Linked DNA regions of Mus musculus: region 1 is linked to region 2. A link is a loop called in an ENCODE intact Hi-C map of the cell type or tissue named here. Cell type or tissue: heart. All regions are shown on one strand. Links, peaks and the distances in the headings refer to the core of each region. The heading gives the core; the rest is flanking DNA.

Region 1 (8,345 bases), core at 168-8,167, 160 kb after region 2:
AAGATGGAGACAATTCCAATCCTAATACATTGTTATTAGGAATGTAAAGGGAAATGATGTAGAATTTCAAAACCAGAAATACCCCATGTCCCAGCAATTCCATTTCTAGGGAACAACCAAGAGAAATGAAAACAAAGGAATGTTTGTACAGGAATGTTTATAACACCATTTTTTTTAATAGACAAGTAGAAACAACTCATTTATCTATGAGGAAAATGTAGTATAAACTCACATTAATGAAACATTAATTCAGCCACAAACAGGAACAAGGTATGATGCCTTTACATGAAATGTTCAGAGTAAGTAAATCAATAAAAACAGAAGGCAAATAATGGTTGCCAGGGTCTAAGTGGTGACAACTAACTGCTATGAGCACAGGTTTTCTTTTCGGTACACATGACATCAAAATTGGGTCCCTAGAACCCATGTGGTGGAAGGAAAGAATCCATTTCCAAAAGCTGTCCTCTGACCTCCACATGCCTGATGTATATGATCTTCTCTAGCAAATCCATAAAATAATGAATGTTCACTTCAGCAGCACTTGTACTAAGATTGTAACCATAGAGAGACGCATTCCATATTTTAAAGTCACAGTAAGCTCTGCTTATTCTCTTATACAGGAGAATGAACAGGACTGATAAGGCTTCACAAAATTAGCCACCACTGAACCACTCTGCGGATGTACATACATAGCACACACTACTAAGCATACATTAATCTCATACACTAGTAAAGAAGTACATGTTTACACCACGATTTTTCTTTCTTTTCTTTTTTGGTTTTTGGAGACAGGGTTTCTCTATGTAGTCCTGGCTGTCCTGGAAATCACTTTGTAGACCAGGCTTGGCCTCGAACTCAGAAATCTGCCTGCCTCTGCCTTGCAAGAGCTGGGATTAAAAGCATGCACCACCACTGCCCGGCTAAACCACAATTTCTTAAAAACACACACACACACACACACACACACACACACACACACTAAACTTCTTTGGAGTGTGGTATAACCACATGTGTACAGGTGTGTGTGAGCAGAGCGGTCAGAAAGAGATGTCAGATTTTCTGTCACTCTCCACTTGATTCCCTTGAGACAGGGTCTCTCAACCTGAAAGGCAAGATCTCCATTTTCTAGACAGGCAGGTGGCTAGTAAGCCCCAGTTCTCCAGTCTGTCCCCACCACCACACTGTCTTGTACAACTTCACATGGGTTCTGGGGACTGGAACTCAGGTCCTCACAGTTAAACAGAAAGTACCCTACTCACTAAGCTATCATCCTATCCCTCACCACATTTCTCAAACAAATTATGTTAGAAAAGGACAGATAATTGATTGGTTCAGAATCCAATGTGATTATGTTCTACGGGGACAGATAATTGAATGGGTCAGAATCCATTGTGATTATATTCTACGGGGAACAGTCAATCACGTCAGGTACCAACCTTTCCCTAGGAAGAATCCAACAGCATCAGCTGTGTTCTGACAAGGTCTAACTCATCTACTCTTTTTCGAGACAGGGTTTCTCTGTGTAGCCCTGGCTGTCCTCGAACTCAGAAATCCACTTGCCTCTGCCTCCCAAGTGCTGGGATTAAAGGTGTGCACCACCATGCCCGGCTGACTCATCTACTCTTGCTGAACTGCCACTCACCAAACCACAACCATTTCATTTTATAAACTTCCACATCCCTGTGATCTCGTCCCTCTTAGCAATACAAGGAATACACACAACAAATAAGCTTTTGGAAAGATGATCTAATGACAAACTAGATTACCAACACTCTGGAAGATATTCCAGAGAGACTACCAGACGCAAGACAGTTTACTTTTTTGACAGTTTTGACTGGAGGAGTCCTCACTAAGGACTCAGCTGTAGTAACAACAACGCACCATGAGGAAACTGCTACATATGGCCACCACCAAAATTAACAAAAAGGACCTCCATAAAAGCCAGACTGAATTACAGGTGACATGTCCATAAAACTTCCCTACTGCAAGTATCAGGAAAATACTGCAGAAGGAAATTTTACTGACTTGAAAGCCTAATAATGAAAAAAAAAATTACATTTCAGTTTTTGCTGAAGGCAAACTTAAAAGTCTGTGGCATCATCAAGTAACAATGCCCAGCAGTCTAGTCAGAACAGAAAACAGCATTTACGCAAGAAAACAGTAAAAAAGGACATGGCTGCCAATCCCCACCACACCACATCTAGAAACAGTGAAATTTCTATAGTCTGCCACCACACACATCTCTAAGTTCTAATAAGTGGTCAATTCCCAGAAGAGTGGCTAGTACATGCTGAAAAGACCAACTACTCCTCTACAAAGAATCCAGAAACTAGAAAATATGTCCTTCATATGAAAGCAAACTAAAGTTAAATGCAACATTAGCAATAATGTAGTATCTTACTTTAGGCATTACACTTGAAAACAAGTATAGAGAATACAGGCTGCAACACACCAAGGGCATTGCATACAGGTCTACAATCCTGTGTTCCTCCCCGGGCTAGCACTACACTTACAACCAGCAGCCCAGAGTGAATGTTTGTGAGAAGGATAGGAGTAGCCAGACACATCTATCCTGGCTCTAGTGGGGCTTTCCCAGGAAAACCAGTCTAGGCTATACAGTGAGTCGAGGACTACCCGGGTTACATAAGACCTTGCCTAAAAAAATCAGGATGGTTTTCTATTGACAGAAGTTCTTAGCAAAGGAGACATAACACTACACTTATTTAAACCCATTGCCATTTCAAAAATTACAATAAAATCCAGACTGGTAGAATATTCTCTTGCATTGAAAACAGGTAACCCTGATACTTGTGACTTATTTATGCCTTGCATTCAAGATTACTATCTTCAATTAGTTATCTGATTAGAGGGTACTCAATCAACAGCCAAGTTACATCATGGTCTCATTCTCCAAATTTGGAGGGAATTCAGAAAACAGTATGGTGACTCAGACAACCAACACTGGTTACATCAGGAGTTCTATCTTGGTGTGAATGGATTCACCGTAATTTTGTGCCTGTTAACTCTAGGGTTGCAATTGTTAAAGCAGTCACCTACTCTTTCCTACTATGAACACCTCAGCACTGCACTATGCACGTGTCACCTTTCCACTCTAGGCACTCCCATCTGTCACACTGTCTCCGATCTTCCATTCCCTTCCTAAGGAGTTTCTCCAGTTCTTGAGGAGAGAAGGTGAAAAGTAAGCAGGCCCTGACTGATCTTGGTCAAAGAGCACAGAGCCGGGCACCAGCAGTGGAAAGCAGGGTGAGAACGCAGAATGAACCGCCTAGCAGGAGCCCATCCAGTGGGGAAGGTGTTCTACTGCCAGACTCTCCACTCCTCAGTGGTCCCTGTCAAACGCACATTTTCTGGAGACAGTTACATCTTTCAAACAGCACTAAAGATGAACGTGACAGTCCCCTGTTCCGGTCGGTCAAAAACAATAAAGCCTCACCCTGCAGCGTGGTTAAGTTCAAATGTCCTGTATCACACGATGGACTGAATACTACTGTCTGGACACCGCGTTCCCTCCCCACCCCACCCAGGACCACCTCTATTCGGCAAAAAGGTGATTACTAGGAACAACTTTAAATGTATGTCAATCGCTTGGTGGTGGTGTTAGGAAAACAAACGGGCTTTTGAATTACTTTAACAGCCTGGTTCCAAGTGCCTGGCCTTGTTTCTCCTCAAAGGGGAAAAGAAAAATAGGACACATTAGAGACGTCTTTCTCCTCTTCCCTGTGCTGGCTGCCAGATGCTACCTAGCTGGCCTGTGAGGGGTCCAGTCTAGGTTTCTTGGAGGCGGAAAACTTGGTAGCCAAACGTCTTGAAGTTTCCCTGTTTTCTTTAAAAGGCTTAACTTCTTTGCAGATGGAAAGGTCACAAGGAGAGGTTTCCTTTGTTGAAATGCCCGGGGCTTGTGGGATTGGGGAAACGGGTGGGGACAGACCGTGCTTAGAGAAGGCGGGACAGATGCGGGGATCCGACTAGGCTGCTCCGGGCCGCAAGACTCCCGGGCAGTGGCCCGCGGCTCCTACGCCGAGGGAAGGACGCGGCCGCCTCGGCCTGCCGCCCCGCCACCTGTCCGCCGCGCCTGGGGACAGGGGAAGGCGCCGCCGCCTCCACTCAAAATGGAGGTTATGAAACGCGCGCCGCCCGCCCGCCCGCCACATGGCCGCGCCGCCACAAACTTCGCAGGCGCGTCCGCGTCCTGGGGCTCAGCCCCGACATCGCCCGGGCCGCCACTCACCCACAGACCGGTAGCCCAGGATGGCGATCTTCCGGGACTTGGACTGAGGCATCTTGGTGGCCTGCTCAGCCCCGACCCAACCACATTAACCGCGGCGGCGGCGGCTCCTCCGGCTCAGACTATCGGCGGCGGCTGCGCCGGGAGAACGCGGCATACAGAGCACGGCGGCGGGCGCGGCTGCCTCTCGCTCGCTCGCTCGCTCGCTCCTTCTCTAGCTCGCTCAACCGCCCGGAACCGAACGCGCGGGCCCTCCCCCAACAACACACCCACGTGACCGCGCGCGGCCCCGTCTGCGCCGCCTCCCGCCGCCGCCTCCCAGCCCGGAACGCGCGGGGGAGCGTCGGGGAAACGTTTTACTTTAAAGGGAAAAAGCGGAGACGCCCCAAAGCCCCCGGAAAAGTCACGACCGAAACTCGCTGCGTCATGACCCTCCCACCTACTTCCGCCGCTTTTTAATTACGACAATCCTGCCCGAGCTCTGACTGGACGGCTCCCAGACTGCCGCGCGATGACGCAATGGAAACTCCGTCTTCTATTGGGGATTGGAAGGGTGGAGCCAAGGAGAGGTGCCGCTCAGCGGGGAGCTAAAAATAAATTCTGTCTGCTTTTGCTCGGCGGGGCGCCTGCGTGGTCCAAAAGCGTGGCCCTACCGGCGGGTGGGCGGGCGGGCAGGCAACTCCTCAGTGATTGGCTAATGTGGGTGCGGGGGCGGAACCAGAGGCGTGAAGCACGGTGATTGGTGAAGTGCTGAGCCGTTGGCCGACTTGCGCCTGCCGGCCCTTAAAAGGAGCGAGGCGCGTGGCCCTAGCTGACGGACTGTAGGTTGGCTGACACCTCGCTTCGCACTTGTCTATACTTCAAATTACCGTCCTGCTATGTTAGCTTTAGTCTGGGCTTAACGTGGGTGGTGACTAAGCTTTATTCGTGGCTGAGGAACTGTGGGAAGAATGAAATCTGTGCAGCTCGCAAATGTCAGAAATTCCATTAAAAGCAGCGCGAGCTGACCAGTCCTGGTGCCGACTCGGGCAACACGCCGGGTGGCACGCACCTCGCACAGACAGGCGCGCGCGTGGGAGTCCTGCAGCCAGATCAGTGCGTCTTTTCATACTGAACACTCGAGAGGTTATTTCTGGAGAAACGTGAAAGTCAGCCATTGTCAAAAACGCCGAGGAAAAGGAGGAGGCTTAGCTGTCTGGTGTGGGCGGGCCATGCCTGAAAAGGGAAGGCTGTCATATTTTCTACAACAGTCGTACAGGCAGAAAGCTCTTGTTTCCAGAGAACTAGAGGAGTTGAGATATCCTCATATTGAAGAACAGGGTGGAAAGCTAGACCCTAGGCCTAGTTCATCGAAGTCCAAACTAAAGGCTAGGCCTGGAAATAAAGGTGCCAAGAGAGAACAGCACACTTGTCCTTAATTTTTTGCCCTTCACAATAGACTTATTTTTATAGGGTCTCACGTAGTCCAGGCTGGCCTGGAATTCTTAGAGATCCACCTGTCACTGCCTCCGAGGTGCTGGGATTAAGTGCTGTTCTGCTACCTTGATCTTTCAATTCTCTTTTCTCTGTCCAAATGCTAGGATTACCGACTTCCAAACCATGTTTATTCGGTGCTTGGGATTGGACCCAAGATGAACTCAAGTTCTCAGAGAACTGAGCCATAACTGCCTTCCCCTTTGAACTATCTTAAGTATTTTAAAACAGACTCAGGTTAAACGTATATTCAGCAGATGCCCCAATCCACCAGTGTTCTTGAGCTCGTAGCACTTTAGTCCGTGGTAATGTAGCTAGCATAAGGTTACCTTGCAGTGGGGTGGGAGGTTCAGCAAGTTGCATCAACCAGTAAAACCACTTGCTACACAAACCTCACAACCTGACTTTGATCAGTGTATACCAAAGTGGAAAAAGAACTGACTCGTGGTTGTTCTTTGGCCTCTATATCCGTTCTAGTTTATGAACACATCTGCACACTATTACTGCTGCTGCTGCTGCTGCTGCTGCTACTACTACTACTATTACTACTACTACTACTAAATAGAACAGGATACAAACAACATGCTATGCATAATTGAAATCTATATTCCTGTTGGGTGTCTTTGTATCGTGTTCTGATATCTACTCAAAAATATCCCTCTTTGAGTTCTTTCAAAAAGTTTAACAATATTGCTTTAGGCTAGGAATATTAGTAATCAGAGAAGTAGTTATAAAGTTCAAAAATGTTCTAGTTGCTGACTTAAAGTTCTTAGATGTCAGATTGGAGAATTTAGAAGATTCTATTATTCCAGTGTGGATTGAATTCACTTTCAACGATGGTTCAGGGGCCTGGAGAGATGTCGCAGTGGTTAAGAGCACATACTGCTCTTGCAGAGGACAGACTTTGGTTTCCAGCACCCACATAATGGCTGATAACCAGCTATACCTCCCGTTCCAGGGGATATGAACCCACTTCCGGCCTCTGTGGGTACTACATGGCACATGGTACACAGACACATGCATGCAGGGAAGATAGATGGCTCAGATTATATAGAAGAATAGATATCAAAAGTATGCACCCATAGAAATACCTAAATATAACCAGACAGGAGCATCAGAAGAAATGCTCTTTCTGTCTACTCCAAAGTGGTACAACCAGCTGAGAAAGCTCTTTAACCTTTTAAAGCAGCTGGAAGAGTGGCTCTCTCCAATGAGCATCCCAATGTTCTGCTAGCACAATCTCAGTATGCTGCCTTTTTTCTCCATGTTCTTTTACATTGTTCCTTTTCTATGTGCCCTAAAACTCTGAAGTCTTCCATTTAAATCTCTAGATAGAGAACATAATTAGTTCAGTTAATGACCATTGTCCCTTGAGGAGCTTATGCTAAACATGTGACTCAAGCAGATAGGTCTTTGCTGGCATCCATTTCTGGGGTTTGTGGCTATTATTTAAAACAACCAGCCTTATACTGTAATATTTTTATTGGCTTTTTGTGAACATTTGCAAAGTACAAGACTTATAGTTGTGACACAGTTTTGTTTGTTTGTTTGTTTATGTGTGTTGTATTTGTGTGTGTACATAACATGGTATATTTAGAAGCTAGAGGACAACTTTTGGGAGTCTCTTTTTTTTTTTCCTTCCACCATCTGGGTCCTGAGAATCAAACTCAAGTTAACAGGCTTAGCACAAATTCTGCTACTCCCTTGAGCCAACTCACCAGCCTACAATGTAGTTTTTTGACTTCTTGAGACACCTCCCCACCCCACATTACTGGATCAGGGGAAGACAAAACTCTTTGTTTACTAAAAAAAAAAATATTGTGAAATTATTTCTCATGGGAAATCTTGGCCTTAGTTGAGTTTTATTGTGTCTAAGAGTTTTATTGTTTTCTTTTAAATATTTGATGAGAAAAGGTTAACTAGATTCATCTTAATTTTGCAAAAGTCAAATCTGACTATCTTGTTATGTCTCCGAGGTGTCTGTCTTAGGGTTTCATTGCTGTGAAGGAGCAGCATGACCAAGGTAACTGTCATAAAGGACAACATTTAATTGAGGCTGGCTTAGAATTTCAGAGGTTCAGTCCATTATCATTGTGGTGGGAAGCATGGCAGCATGCAGGCATACATGATGCTGGAAAAGAAGCTGGGAGTTCTACATCTTGATCCAATCTTCAGACAGCCAGGAGGAAGCTCTGGATCATACTAGCCTAGCTTGAGCATACACATGAGACATCAAAGCCCAGCCCTACAGTGACACACTGTCTCTAACAGGGCTACACCCCCTCCAATAAGGCCACACTTCCTAATAGTGCCATTTCCCATGGGCCAAGCATATTCAAATCACCACAGTGTCCAAAATCAAACAGTGCAGATCTGGGAAAGCATTCCACTCCAGTCTATTGTGTGGACAAAATGTTGAAATCAGAGGACAGAGAGGGGTCTCCTCAACAGAAAAATGGTCCTGTCTTTAGCATTTCAGGATGAGTGTCATCTTGGGGAAAACTTTCATTGGGAAGAAAATCTAGCCCTCTTTTACCAATGGCTCAACCTTGAAACATGGAAGTTATGGGATGCTCCTAAAGAAGGGAAAGTGAAGGGGGCCAGTTCCAAATCCTCAGAGGAAGGC
Region 2 (8,345 bases), core at 86-8,085:
CATTGCTCTCTCTTCCATGCATGCAATGTGTCCATCTGCTTCATGCTCCTGATGCCTTGTTTTTGCTATTGTGGTGGTCTATATTGAAATTCAGGGGGCTGGTGAGATGGCTCATTGGGTAAGAGCACCCGACTGCTCTTCCGAAGGTCCAAAGTTCAAATCCCAGCAACCACATGGTGGCTCACAACCACCCGTAATGAGATCTGATGCCCTCTTCTGGTGTGTCTGAAGACAGCTACAGTGTACTTACATATAATAAATAAATAAAATCTTAAAAAAAAAAAAAAAGAAATTCAGAATAAACCCTTTCCTGCTCCTATCAGATTTTTTTGACTATTTTGGTTTATCATAATAGGACAAGTAACTAAGGCTCTTCTGTAGGCATAATGTAGGCTCTATGTATGTTGTGTAAAAATTATCCTTGTATTATTCAAATGCTGGTTTCTATGCCCCCATATCTGGTTGCAAAAACATTTCTCCCTAGTTATTCCCTGATTGGTCAATAAAGAAGCTGATCAGCCAATGTCTGAGCAGAGGAGAGAATAGGGCTGGACTTCCTCCCAGCCTGGGAAAGTGGGAAGGAAAGAGAAGAAGTGGGGATACTTCACGGGGAGAGAGTTCAAGAGACACCATGAAAAAACACCTGGAGCCCAGAGAGCCAGATCAGTACTAAGGATCAGTATGCAAGGGTCACTGGGATTTTTGACTGGGAAGTAGCCAGATTAGCTACAGAGGATTAAAATAGAGTAATAGTTGTGCCCTTAACACTATTAAATAACCATAACAGTCCAGTCTCAATTATTTGAGAGCTAGCTGTGTTAAGAGGAAAACTGCAACAAACACATATTAAAAAGCCTCTATCACTCTCCATTTCAGAAAATAAGATGAAGATTGTAGAGACATACCTAATATCCTCCCTTGGCTTCCACATGTGTGCATATGGGCACACACCTGCACACTTGCGACACCCATGATTAAGTGTAGAATTACCATATGAACCACCAATTCTATTCCCAGACACCCTAGAGAATGGAAAGCCTGTTCTCTAAGGAAAACTTGGAAATTAGTGTTTATATAGGAGGAGCAGTGCCCAACAGAGGAAGCAGTCCCAGAGTTTCTGGACTAGTAAATGGATAAATAAAATTTAGCAGGCTAGTACAGTGGAAATCATTTGGCATAAAAGGAGCAAAGTACCCACATGTACCACAATGTGGATTTACTCTGAAGATGTTCAAGTCAGTGAAAAAAGTCAGTTGTAGAAGACTGTTAGATTGGAACCCCTGCTCACACCTGCACAATTTGGGACACTCCATCTTCGCCGCCCTCAGGGCCCCCTACACACACACACACTGAGAGGCAACCCACCCAAAAGTGTCTGCCCAGGGACTCAGTTTTTGGTTTTTGTTTTTTTGTTGTTGTTGTTGTTGTTTTCGAGACAGGGTTTCTCTGTGTAGCCCTGGCTGTCCTGGAACTCACTTTGTAGACCAGGCTGGCCTTGAACTCAGAAATCCGCCTGCCTCTGCCTCCGGAGTGCTGGGATTACAGGCGTACACCACCACACCCGGCTTTTTTTTTTTTTTTTGGTTTTTTAGACAGGGTTTCTCTGTGTAGCCCTGGCTGTCCTGGAACTCACTCTGTAGACCACCTGGCTTTCAGCTTTTGACCATGTACAGACATAATCCCAGCTCCTGGCTGACATGTAATCTCTCTATGCCTAAACTCTATAAAATCCCCTTGCTTTAGCCTGGATGTGCAACTCCACTGAGATCAATGAACGCACCCAGGAACTGCCTCCTAATGAGCCTCCTTTATCTACTTCTAATCTGGTCTAATCTGGCCTGTATCTGCATCACCAAAGGAGAGAAAAAAAAGCATATTATTATTTATTGTGTGATGCTCTTTGCTTGTTCAGGCTAGCCTCAGACTGCAAGCACAAATGTGTACCTCATCCCTGGTTCTGTATGCTATTATTTGTATGAAGTGTCCAAACCAAGCAACTTTATAAGAACAGAGAGTAGCTTAGTGGCCTCAGGTTCTGGGCAAAGGCAGAGATGAGGAGGTAGTGGGTACGCAGGGTCTGATTTGGGGGAATAAAATGTGTTAGTCTGGGGGAATAAAATGTGTTCAGATTTCTATTGTTGTTTAGACTGAGTCATACTGCCTTTGAATTAGAAACCTTCCTGCCTCTGTCTCCACATGCTGAGATTATAGATAAGTGTCACCCTGCTTGTGGGTTCTGGGTTCATTTTGAAAGTAATGAAATGAACTGGAGAGATGGCTCAGAGGATAAGAGTATTAGCTACTCTTCCAGAGGTTCTGAGTTCAATTCCCAGCAACCACATGGTAGCTTACAACCATTTGTGACGAGATCTGGTGCCTACTTCTGGTCTGCAGGCATACATACAAGCAGACTGTATACATAGTGAATAACTCTTTTTAAAAAGTGATGAAATGTTTTAAAATTATTTTTGGTTATGAATGAACAACTCTTCAAATATACTGAAAAGCATCGAATCAAATAACTCAAATTTGAATATTATAAACTATATGTATTGTATCACAATATTGTTTTAAAAATGAAAATATATGCTATCTTAACATCATGAAAAAACCTTTAACTCCTGTACAGAAAGACCGATCTACAGAAAACAAGAAAGGTAGCAGGATCTTTGGGAGGTAAGACTCAGGTTTCACTTTGCACGGTAAGTTTCTGATTTAATTGCAAAGAAGGAAATTTCTTTTCTTTTCTTTTTTCTTTTTTTTTCTTTCTCTTTTTTCTTTCTTTTTTTGTTTTTTGTTTTTTGGAAACAGGGTTTCTCTGTGTAGCCCTGGCTTTCTGGAACTCAGTCTGAAAGCCAGGCTGGCCTCGAACTCAGAGATCCATCTGCCTGTACCTTGCAAGTGCTGGGATTAAAGGCCTGAGCCACAACTACTCAGCTTTTTTTTTTTAATATTTATTTACTTATTATATGTAAGTACACTGTAGCTGTCTTCAGACATTCCAAAAGAGAGCAACAGATTTCGTTACAGATGGTTGTGAGCTGCCATGTGGTTGCTGGGATTTGAACTCAGGACCTTTGGAAGAGCAGTCGGCACTCTTAACCACTGAGCCATCTCACCAGCCCAACTTTCTTTATTTTTTCTTTTCTTTTATTTATTTTTTATTTTTTTAAATTTATTTATTTATTTATTTTTGTTTTTCGAGACAGGGTTTCTCTGTTCCTGGAACCCACTTTGTAGATCAGGCTGGCCTCGAACTCAGAAATCGGCCTGCCTCTGCCTCTAGAGTGCTGGGATTAAAGGCGTGCGCCACCACGCCTGGCAGTTTTTTGTTTCTTTGTTTCTTTGTTTTTTGAGACAGGGTTTCTCTATATAGTCGTGATTGTGCTGGAACTAATCAATTTCCTTAGAGTGGAAACAGTTATCTACAGATACAGTTTTCTTGGGTTTACAGTCACTTTCTTTTGTTTGGTTCTGAAAGCTTTGTCAGTTTGGAGGGCATAACAAACAACTTGCAAATCTGATCCTTATCATAATAACAATTTGTTTAGTTCCTGATTCACAGTGAGGCCAGGCATTTTTGGACTGACTAAGCAGGCCTGCTCTGGGTTCTCCAGTACGTGTGTGGGAAGCGGGTGTTGAATGATGGATCTAGCTTCACTGGCAGGCTGGCAATTGGCAAACTCCTCGCTGGGGTTCCTGGTTGCTTAGGCTCCTGCAGGCTTGCTCAGGCCTCCTCTCACAGTCTGCAGCAAGATGGGGCTCAACACCAGAGCATTGTTTCTTTTCTCATAGTATTTAAAAAAAAAAAGGCCTTTTTTTTTTTTTTTTTTTTTGGTTTTTGGTTTTTGGTCTTTTTGAGACAGGGTTTCTCTGTTTAGCCCTGGCTTTCCGGAACTCACTCTGTAGACCAGGCTGGCCTCGAGCTCAGAAATCCCCCGCCTCTGCCTTCCAAGTGCTGGAATTAAAGGCGTGCGCCACCACTGCCCGGCGTCTTCATTTTTTTATGCCCGTTTGGATTGTTCCCTTACATAGACATAAGGGCACATGCATTTTTCACAGCGCTGAGCAAAGCAGATGTCTCTATCTACTGTACTCATGGTGGGAGTAGCCGCTGGAGGGAGGCATGGGTAGCGTACCTAACTTCACCATGAGCGGGGATCCTGGTGGGATTGTGGAGGGTAGTGTGAGAATCCTTTAGTCTAGGGGATCCCCTAGGCCTAGTAGAGGGAAGACGAGAAAAGGTTCAGGAAAACAGGTCTTGCTCTGTCAAGGCTTTTGGGGAATAAATAAAGGCAGACTCATTTTCCTCTGACTCTGAAAAACTCGGTCTGGGAGTGGTCCGAAGACCTCGTGATTGAAGACTAGCATTGCCTCACTTCCATTCCTCACCACGCCTCTTCCCCCTGCACAGCAGACCCCCTCCCACCGCTTTTGACCAGTTTTAGCCTTGCCTTTCCACCTAACAGCTCCACCTACAGTCGGCCCTTGCCTCCATCTTCCTCCTCGCCCGGTCCCACATCCGCTCCACCGCAAACTACCAGCCCCGCCCACAGATCGCCTGACCCTCAGCGCGGCCCTCGCCCCAACCACTTTGTCTCTCTTCCCCCTTACACGTCAGCCCCGCCCTAGCTACACTCTCCCTATTTCCATCTACTCTGTTGTCCCGCCCCATATCAGCCCCGCCCATTAAATACTAGCCCCGCCCACAGCCGCGTTTTCAGGGCTTCCTTCCGTTCGATGCTTCAGATCGCCCTTCAAGCCCCTTGGCCCCACCCTTCCATGCAGCTCCGGTCCTCGACCGGCCTTCCGGACAGCGCGAGGGGGCGGAGCCGGGGGCGGGGCCGGCCTCACCCGGAATGAAAACAAACGGCGGCCTTTGCCGCATCCGGGCACTCGGCAGGTCGCAGCTGGCTCGGCAGTGGCGCAGGTGAGACGGCTGCGGCAGCGACCGGGCCTTGGGCCTGGGCCTGGTAGCGCGGCCGGGGCGGCCGTGGGCTCGGTGGGCAGGAGCGGCCAGGCGGACGCGGCGAGGCGGGCTGGGGCGGAAGCGGGAGGGGGTCGCGGCGGGGCGGAGGGGAAGGGATGGACACCAGCCAGCAGCTTGAGTTTGGATGAGCTGACTGCCGGGGCTGACAGCGGAACGCGGGGTGTGAGAACGCAAGCTTTCTGGACCCACACTTGTCCTCGCCTCCTTCCCTTGCTTTTAAATAGGAGGCCCTAATGGCATGTCATTTCCCCGAGAGGGAACGTGTTGAATGTGCGTAAGGTTGTATGCAATCTCGATTGATCTACAAGTGAAAGTGGTATTTTCAACATTGATGCCTAAGGTTTCACTTTCGGTTCAGAGCGCTGATCTTGATGATTTACGTGTTTTCTGCGTTGGAACGCCCAGCAACACACATGAAACAGTTCTCCAATTAAAATTGAAAACTGGGCTGTTAGATTTTCTTCCTTTTGACCTAACACATGTCATTCTGGTACCTGTAACTGGATTTTCATAGGTTTGAATACAGTGGTTTAATTTAATTAATTAATTTTTTTGAGATGGTGACTCACTATGTAGCTCTGGTTGTCCTGGAATTCGCTAAAGGCGAGCAAAACTATAATCAAGCCGGTGGTTTAATTTTGTTCAACATTAAATCTTTATGTTAATCTGGGCATGGCATACCTTTAGCCCCAGCATTTAGGAGGCAGAGATGATCAGGTGATCTCTGTGAGTTCAAGTCCAGCCTGGTCTACATAGTAAGTTCCAGGACAGAGCTGAGTAGTGAGACTCTGTCATGGTTTTAAAAAAAACAAAACAAAAACAAAAAAACTTAGTCGGGCGTGGTGGCGCACGCCTTTAATCCCAGCACTTGGAAGGCAGAGGCGGGGGATTTCCGAGTTCGAGGCCAGCCTGGTCTACAAAGTGAGTTCCAGGACAGCCAGGGCTATACAGAGAAACCCTGTCTCAAAAAACCTAAATAAATAAATAAATAAATATTACGTGATGCAGACCTAGCAACAGTGTGGAGCACAGATGAAGGGTTGTGATAGCCTTGGCTTCTTTTATCAGACAGTGGACTGGGTACAGTCTGAAAGGCTGTTTTCAACCTTCTGAATAGCTGGGTACTAGTAAATTATCCCTGCCACCTCCTTAGGAGATGGCAGTAATCTTTTTCTCAGTTTCTAAACTGGGCGTGCTGGCACACGCCTTTAATCCCAGCACTCCGGAGGCAGAGGCAGATGGATTTCCGAGTTCAAGGCCAGCCTGGTCTACAGAATGAGTTCCAGGACAGCCAGGGCTACACAGAGAAACCCTGTCTCGAAAAATTAAAAAAAAAATTTTTTTTCTATAGATTTGAGTCCTGTGTCTGGAGGTTTAATAGACTTGTATTTGTAAGGCTCCTAAGTGCCTTGTGGTGAGCTTGTGAGTAAAAACACACAGCATGTTCATTCTCTCTCTCTCTCCCTCCCTCTGTCTCTCTCTTTCCCTCTCGCCCTGTCTGACATGCATACACACAATGTTTACTCCATGGGCTATCCTGATGACCTGTTTCTCGATCTCAGATCTGAGCACCCTTTTGAAAGCATGGTTATGGAATAATGCTTAAGTCACCACAGTTGGCTTGAAGATCAGGTGGATTCTGTTTAGAAGGCTGAAACTTAAGTTATTAATTCACATATTTTCCATTCTCTGGAATTCATGTTCACCAATGAGGAGTGAGCAGCTTCCTATTTGGTTTGATTTGGCAAGCCTTGAAACACTTGACTACCAGCTGCCCCAGGCTCTCAGTGGCCTCCCCCACCCTGTGGAAGCTATGTCACACCTCCTGTGTAAGAAAGGGGAAGTGCTGAGGACAAGAAGCACAGGATTGTGAGACAAGCTAGAGTCCATGTCGTAGGCAGTTGTCTCATGCCAGTTCTGGCCTGGGCTCATTTTGTGGTTTTATAAACCTGGGCCTGGGGTTTTCCAGCAGCAAAGTGATTTAGCCTCAACATCAATCTAGTGAGATGTGCTATTGTGCTCTCAGAAGTACCAGCGAAAACAAAACCAAGAAACAAGTTATAAAGACAAACAAATCTCAAACTAAACAAAGCAACAAAGACTGAAATGGTGCAGTGCTGTAAATTCTTTCATTTTATTTATTTATTTTTTTAATTAATTATTTTTTTCCGAGACAGTGTTTCTCTGTGTAGACCTGGCTGTCCTGGAACTCACTCTGTAGACCAGGCTGGCCTTCAACTCAGAAATCCGCCTGCCTCTGCCTCCCGAGTGCTGGGATTAAAGGCATGCATCACCACATAAATTCTTTTATTGATTGCCTGACTGATTTTTGACAGGCTGGCCTGGACCTCAGAGATCTACCTGTCTGCCCTCCAACAGCTTGGGGTAGAGGTGTGCATCACCACACCTCGCTAACTGTCCTTCAGAGTTGAACTGTATGAGCATTTAGTACTGATAGGTCAGAGTTCAGATGTGCTCCTCTTGTGCTGAATCATAGGCTTTGAGTTAAAGTGGCCAAGTGTGAGAGAATTTACAAAGTACAGATTGGGTTACTAAAGGGTTTGTCTTGTCTTTCTTATGTGTATGGGTATTCTGCCTGTATGTATGTATGTATGTGTATATGTGTGTTTGTGTGTGTGTGTGTGTGTGTGTGTGTGTGTGTGTGTGTGCGTGCGTGTATGTATGTAGACCAGAAGAGGGCCTTGGATGCCTCTGGAACTGAAGTTACAGATGATTGTGAATTGCCATGGGGGTATTTGGTACCAAACTGACTTCTTTCTGGCAGTATAGCCAGTGCTCTAACCATTGAGATGTCTGGCCAGCCTCTTTCCTTGTCTTTCTGAGAATAACAGGGTAAGAAGTGGAGAGGTGAGGCTGGGCTGCGTAGAACAGGACCCAGCACTCATAGTGCAGAATGCCCTGGTTTGCTCCCTTCTAACACAAACAGGACAGCATGCTATTCCTTGCTACATATTAGCAGTTGGAAGTGGGCATGGTACACTGGGGCTGGTTATAGGTGCTTTTAGTCCCAGTACTCAAGCGAGCAAAGGAACACAGATCTCTGTTCTAGGCCAGCCTGGTCTACAGAGCGAGTTCCAACACAGCCATGGCTGTACAGAGAAACCCTGTCCTAAAAAACAGACACAAAGGAACAATAAAAATCTACTGCCTTGCATATAATTGGATATAATAGCTCAGGTTAAGCTGACTGAGGTGCGGAGGGGAACACTAACTACTTAGTGGATTAGTAATGTGTAAAGCATTTTAAAATGTGATGTGGCTTTTATTGATTTACAGTTTTACTTTCAAGGATGGCGCAGAAGAAATATCTTCAAGCAAAACTGACTCAGTTTCT

The links. A loop is a pair of places that touch in the nucleus more often than their neighbours do. Peaks named below come from ENCODE experiments on the same cell type or tissue, not always from the same donor. Only the 100,000 strongest peaks of a DNase experiment are listed, where the experiment ranks them.
Region 1: it touches region 2 in a loop (6-fold over the local background); 8 of 42 quality-filtered maps call a loop at or near these places.

Annotation. Positions count from the first base shown.
Region 1 is chr5:24,837,936-24,846,280 of GRCm38, forward strand. It overlaps Rheb (Ras homolog enriched in brain), which reads right to left and starts at 4,426. Exons shown (of 8, transcript NM_053075.3): 1 at 4,250-4,426. The coding sequence starts at 4,301. In heart, for the core only: no CTCF peak of the experiment used is centred there; a DNase peak (open chromatin) is centred at 4,796; H3K4me3 peaks cover 3,649 bases; H3K27ac peaks cover 3,406 bases.
Region 2 is chr5:24,681,093-24,689,437 of GRCm38, forward strand. It overlaps Nub1 (negative regulator of ubiquitin-like proteins 1), which reads left to right and starts at 4,723. Exons shown (of 15, transcript NM_016736.3): 1 at 4,723-4,930; 2 at 8,288-8,345. The coding sequence starts at 8,302. In heart, for the core only: a CTCF peak has its summit at 4,481; DNase peaks (open chromatin) are centred at 3,669, 4,659 and 6,809; H3K4me3 peaks cover 2,369 bases; H3K27ac peaks cover 2,485 bases.